Linked DNA regions of Homo sapiens: region 2 is linked to region 1. A link is a loop called in an ENCODE intact Hi-C map of the cell type or tissue named here. Cell type or tissue: PC-9. All regions are shown on one strand. Links, peaks and the distances in the headings refer to the core of each region. The heading gives the core; the rest is flanking DNA. Region 1 overlaps FHIT (fragile histidine triad diadenosine triphosphatase). Region 2 overlaps FHIT (fragile histidine triad diadenosine triphosphatase).

What was found. Hi-C counts contacts between places; a loop is a spot of excess contacts. Peaks named below come from ENCODE experiments on the same cell type or tissue, not always from the same donor. Only the 100,000 strongest peaks of a DNase experiment are listed, where the experiment ranks them.
Region 2: it touches region 1 in a loop (2.8-fold over the local background); 6 of 110 quality-filtered maps call a loop at or near these places.

Annotation. Positions count from the first base shown.
Region 1 is chr3:60,741,681-60,744,595 of GRCh38, reverse strand. The region is part of intron 4 of FHIT (fragile histidine triad diadenosine triphosphatase); the gene reads left to right. Among named protein-coding and RNA genes, the nearest start is that of MIR548BB, 130 kb to the right of the region's middle. In PC-9, for the core only: a CTCF peak has its summit at 1,527 (motif pointing right); no DNase peak of the experiment used is centred there.
Region 2 is chr3:60,587,887-60,590,801 of GRCh38, reverse strand. The region is part of intron 4 of FHIT (fragile histidine triad diadenosine triphosphatase); the gene reads left to right. Among named protein-coding and RNA genes, the nearest start is that of MIR548BB, 29 kb to the left of the region's middle. In PC-9, for the core only: no CTCF peak of the experiment used is centred there; a DNase peak (open chromatin) is centred at 1,831.

The DNA of each region.
Region 1 (2,915 bases), core at 223-2,722:
GATGTGGGGACAATCTCTCTGGGACTGCAGGAAGGTTGTTCTACTGTTACAGGGCTCACAACTATAAAGTGTAAATTATTCTCTCCTGTTTCTCTGTTTTTGAGGGACTTGTCATGGATCCCCTATTAGAACAAAGTTGTGGACACTTAGCAAGTTGTGTATAAATGAGCTTTCGTTGTTTTCACTGATCCATCCCAATTAGTTCCCCTACTTGTCTGCATGCTATCTGCCTAAGGAAATGTGAAATATCTTATTTGCAAGGAGAGATGGAATTCTTGTGCATATAGGTTTTTTTCTTTTCTTTTCTTTCTGTTTTTTTTTTTTTTTGTTTTGTTTTGTTTTTTTTTTTACATTACTTCCAATTTGCAAAGGAGAGAAGTAAACAGTTTGCATAGGGAAAACGCGTTTTTCGTCAGTAGACTGCTGTGGACGGCAAGAGAGAGGAGCTTTACCAGGCATTGAAATAGTAGCTTTTGTGGTCTCAGGTCAGAGCATCGCTCTGTGTCTCTAGGCAGATTTGGTTTAAGGCCAAAACAAATAGCCCCCCTTCCTTGGGTTCTGACCCCTGGGGGCAGAAAAGGGAACTAAGCTAGTCCAGCTGCCACTGCAGGGGAAGTCATTGTTCTCTCCAACCTTCTGGGAGCTCCAAATAATTAACTGTGCAAAGAGCAAGTTGGAATCAGAATTCTCCTCCAGGGTTTTCTGTGTCCAGCCAAACAGAGCGAGCTGAGCTGAGAGACAAAAAAACCCCGTGAAAGAGAACCAGCGCTGAGTCTCCTTTCTCCTTCCTTGCTTCAGTTCTGGTCCCCTGGACCTGTGTCCTCAGCTACCTCATCTCTCTTAATTCCTCCAGGCCCCTCATCATGTGTAGCCAGAGGGAGATTTTTCTTAATGAGAAGAGCCAGCAGGCCACTCTCCAGTGGAAGGTTGGTGCTTTGGGACTTAGAAGGCTTGGCATGTGGACAGAAATCTCCCTTACTCTCAGAATTTCTGATGTTTTCAAAGAGAAGCCAGAAATCTGGACTGTGGTGTGAAGTCATCCAAGTTTAAAATGTTTGCTCTATGTTTTGTGTTTATACACAAGGTGCAGGCCAAACAAAACACATTTTTCCTACCTCTGAACTAGACCATAAGCTTCCTGGAGGTGCAGATTGTGTTGATCTTGTTTGCTCTGGTATTACCCAGGACCTAGCACAGTACCTGCTGCATAATAGCAGTTCAACATCTATTGACCTGCATCCCTAGGAGACTCACTATGCTGTCATTCCCTTGATATTAATGACAATAAAGTACAACAATAATTAGATCAATGACTTTTTACTGAGCACATGTTAAGTGCTTTATATATAATTTGATCTGCATTATGACCTTAGAAGCTGTGTATTCTCACTTTGCAAATAGAGAAAGCAGCTCAGAGCCTAAAAATGTGACCTCAGCCAGTTGCCCAGCTGCAGTGTAGATTCTGATTCAAGCAGCACTGTGTCCGAAGCCAGGGTTTGCAATCCTAATGCCACAGTGCCTCCCGCTCTGTTCTGCTGATTCCCGCCAGAGGGAGCAAGGGTGAACTCTCCTAGCGTTAGCTCTTCCAAAAGGGAGAACCAAGCCTGGGTGTTGTCAACTTGCCTTCAGGGCAGACCTTTGAAAGGATGAATATGGTCAGTAGGTATTATTTTCCTTCTGCATAGCATTGAAAAACGTTCCTACTTTTCCATCTCCATCTCTTTATGAGGAACTACTCTGCAGGGGACTTCGATTAGTTGTGATTGTCATGGTATACTGTCATTTGATATCCTTAAGCGCTACAGAACAGTCCATATTTAGGCATCTTCTGAGGACTCAGGGGCAGTCTGAGCTGAGGTTCACAGAGTCATTGTTTGGTGTCCTTAACTAAATGCAAAAGTGGTGACTCATTACCAACTTAGGATACAATCAAACGCATGGGTTCCTAAAAGCAGAATGCTGGTTGTAGCCTGCTGGTCATGAAATACATTTTTTTCTTGTGGTGCAAATACTTTATTACAGGTAGTGAAGTGTTAGAACATTATTCTATGAGAGACACAAAAGCCTAATTTTACAAAGTGGGGTAGCTACCATTTGATGGGCTTATATTTGTTAATGGTCTCAGCTATTGGGAGAGACTTTTAATCAGGAGAAATGGACAGTAGGAATGAAGAATATAGACCTTCAGAAAAACTGAACATGCTCTTCCCCTGCTTTCTATGTGGGCAATGTCTCAATGTCTCTTTTGATTTTTCCAGGCTATCATCCTGGTGTGAAGCCCATTTACTCTTTCACTAAATTTTTCTCTGATAGAGGAAGGTTTTGCAAGCTGGACTATTGGAAGTGAAAAGTAGCTTTTTAAGGACATTCGTTGTAATTAGCATCATAATTTCACTTACTGAGGCATCATTTAAGAATTTTGCACTCATTCCCTCATGTGGTCCTTTCTAAGACCTTGTGACACTCCCCTACTTCCCCGCTATTTTACAGATGAGGAAACAAGCTCAGAGTGCCCCAAATCACACAGCTGATAAGTAGCAATGTCTGACTATTGTTTCAAGTACGGTTCATGCATCAGAATATCCTGGGAAACTTCTAGACATTAAGTAAAGCTTCCTGAGTTGCAACCTTCTGACCTGCTGTCTTAATTGGAGGGGAGCCTGGGAATCTATTTTTCAAAAGTCCCCCAGGTCACTGTGATGTACAGTCAGACTTGGAAAACATTGCCATATATTATACCATACATTATACCACACTGAAATAAATCAAAGTACAGATTCAGTTTGGAAATTTCAATGGTTGCTTTTTCTGGTCCAACACAGCCATCCCCACTTGTGCCTGAGGGCTACAGAAAGTGCTTTTCAAAGGAGGTACATTTTGCTAGATCCTAATGAATGGATAAGAAGGAGAAGGAG
Region 2 (2,915 bases), core at 280-2,779, 150 kb after region 1:
CTGTGTCTTCCTAACTCGAGTGCAGGGTCTCTGCCTCATTCACACTTGGAGCTGTGGTGCAACATGTGAGTGTGGAGTAAATATGCGTTGAATTAATGTATTTTTCTAGATGGACTTATTTTACTAATGGAATAAGATTTTTTAGGCATGCACACAGAAGTTGCAAAATAAATATTTGTTGATTGGCTTTCCAGTGCTTAAGTAATTCCCCGCTGCAAGGCAGCCACCTCTAAAACTCATTAATGGTTTTGGATATTATTTATAACATTAAAACAGTTTTCTGAAAGTGCATATATATTATGCCCTGTTTCCTCCTAAGTGCATGGACTCTATGAAAAATAAACAATACATCAATAACATCCTAAGAATTACTGGAAGAAACAGCATGTTGTCTGTTATTCTCTGGGGGTGGAGTGTAAAAGTGGTGGGCAAGGAGGGGTTCTAGTTTGCTGCTGTGGCGATTAGTAACAGCATTTGTAGTATGAATTTTGATTAACTTTTGAATCCATGAAGCAGACCACTGAGTCTGTGAGTAGATGTCATTTGAATTAGATCTTTGATGTCCGCCAAGGTGGTCTGATCTGAAGCGTTCCACAGAGTTCCTCCCTTCTTGCAGACTTGAGCAAGAAAAATTTGGTTCATAATATTTAAAAAAATTTCTAATTGAATTACAATTTTAAATCGTTAACTTATTAGAGAAAAATTATTTTGCAATTTATTTTTAAAACTTGGAAGAGTAAAATTAAAAGAGGACTCCTTCCAGCAGTCTTGTAGATGTGTCCTCTCTTGGAGGCATCACTGTTCACCTGTGTTAGCAGGCCCAGAAACTAAAGTTTGTAAATTTACCCAGAGTTGAAGAGGGTCAAGGCCACAGATTCATACTTACCTAATGCATAAGAAGATGATAAATTAGAATGCCAATGTATTCATTCTCCAGGAGAAATATAGCTGCCAAGTTACATTCATGTTTGCTGGTCAGCACTTTCTCCAGTAAGAAGTCGAAGTGGCAAATTAAATCACAATCAAAAATATACTGCTTTGGTGAAGGTGTGGGGGAAACAAGTAGTATCATATACTATTAATAGAAGTTTAAATTGCTACAACTTCCTGGGAGGGAAAATTTGGCAATATCTCAAAAGTGCCTGTATCCTTTGCCCTTGCCATTTTGCTTCCACAGAGTTATCTTAAAAATATATCCCCCGACGTGGACAAAGCCATATGAAGAAGAGTGTTCCTTATAGCATCATTTCTATTAGCAAAGGATTAGAAAAAGTCTAAATGTTTATTAAAGTGAACTGGTCAAATACATGGACTGTGATGATGTTCAAAAGAACGATGTAAATGTGTATGTACTGTGGAGAATGGCCTCCAGGATATGTTATTCTGGGAAAAGTGAAGGAGAGAACTGTGTGTATAATGGGCTTCCTCCCTTTGTATTAACAGGGAGGAGTTCACACAAATACAAGTGATTGGTTCTACAAAGTGTGTTTCTGAAGTGCCAGAAAGAAGTGGTTGGGCCTGGAAGGAAAACTCACTTTTCACTCCACGTGCTTTGCATCTGTTTGAATGTGTTGCCCTGTGCTTATTACCTTGTGCTTACATTGGGTTATACTTTTTCTCTCTCTATATAAAAAGGTTAATTTGACATTCAAATAGTTTCTCTATTTAAATCTAAAATTAGCACCAAGGAAGGTGGTCTTGTTACATAACCCTGTTGCTGAGTCACCTGTGACTCCAACGGGTGAGTCACCTGCCCGGTAGAACCCATAGGCTCCAACGAGGAGTCTTTCTCAGGAGAATGTCTTTATTCTTTCCTGGACTCATGCAGTCATTGTCTCACATATGTGTCATCATCATATTTATGACCAATTTTTCCTGGAGCTAAATGCTGAATTCTTAAACTTGGGAAACTTCTGACTTCCATAAGCAACACATATACAAGTCACTTCTTAGGGTAAGGTGAATCTGGTGTAAATTACAATCACCAGGACAGGCATGATGGCTCACACCTGTAATCCCAACACTTTGGGAAGCTGAGGCCAAGAGGATCACTTGAGCTTGAGAGGTTGAGGCTGTAGTGAGCCATGATCATGCTACCGCACTCCAGCCTAGGCAACAGAGCAAGACCCTGTCTCAAAAATAAATGAATTAAAAAAATTATAGTCACGAGAGGAGTGTGTGCAAATGCAGTCTTGGATCCCACCCCAGAGGTTCTGAATCAGTTGGTCTGGAGTGGGCTCAGGGACCCCCAGCCTGAGAAGATTCTAATGCAGATGATCTCTATACCCTTCCTTCCCTCCTTCCATTCCTCTCTCCCTCCTTCGATTCTTTTTCTCCCTTTCTCCTTCCCCTCTCTTTCTCCTTCCCCTCTTTATTTTCTTCTCTTCCTTTGAGAATTTTAGAGAGTGGCATTTTTCACATTCCGTACTTAGATTTCAGTCATTTGACTGTTTGTTCTTCCTTTATTGAAGATATATATTTTAAAGAAATCAGTAAATTGTTAGTAACTTCATTTGTTCTGTGTCAGTTGATCTTTAGTGGATATAGGGAGAAAAGAAAATGAAAATATGATCAAGTTCAGCTGCCTTAAGGGCTGAGAGAATGGCCCTTCCAAGTGCTCAGCTTGTAATGAGACCCAGATTATTATGCATAATCATCTCAGCCTAAATCCTTCTTGGTCCACGTGAATGATGGAAGATGGTAATTTGTCTCTAAGAGCAAGGAAGAAAGAACATTTGAGTTAAGTTATGGACAGCTGACCTTTGTTTTTAATCACAACTGCTTTTAAATGGTAATAGCTAGGGAAAAGGCATGACAGAAGAGTGGTGGAAGGGAAAAAAAAAAGGAGAAGGGGCATTGCATGATCTTTGGAGTCAGGCAGACTTGCCTCCTGATACAGATTCTACCCCAGCCAG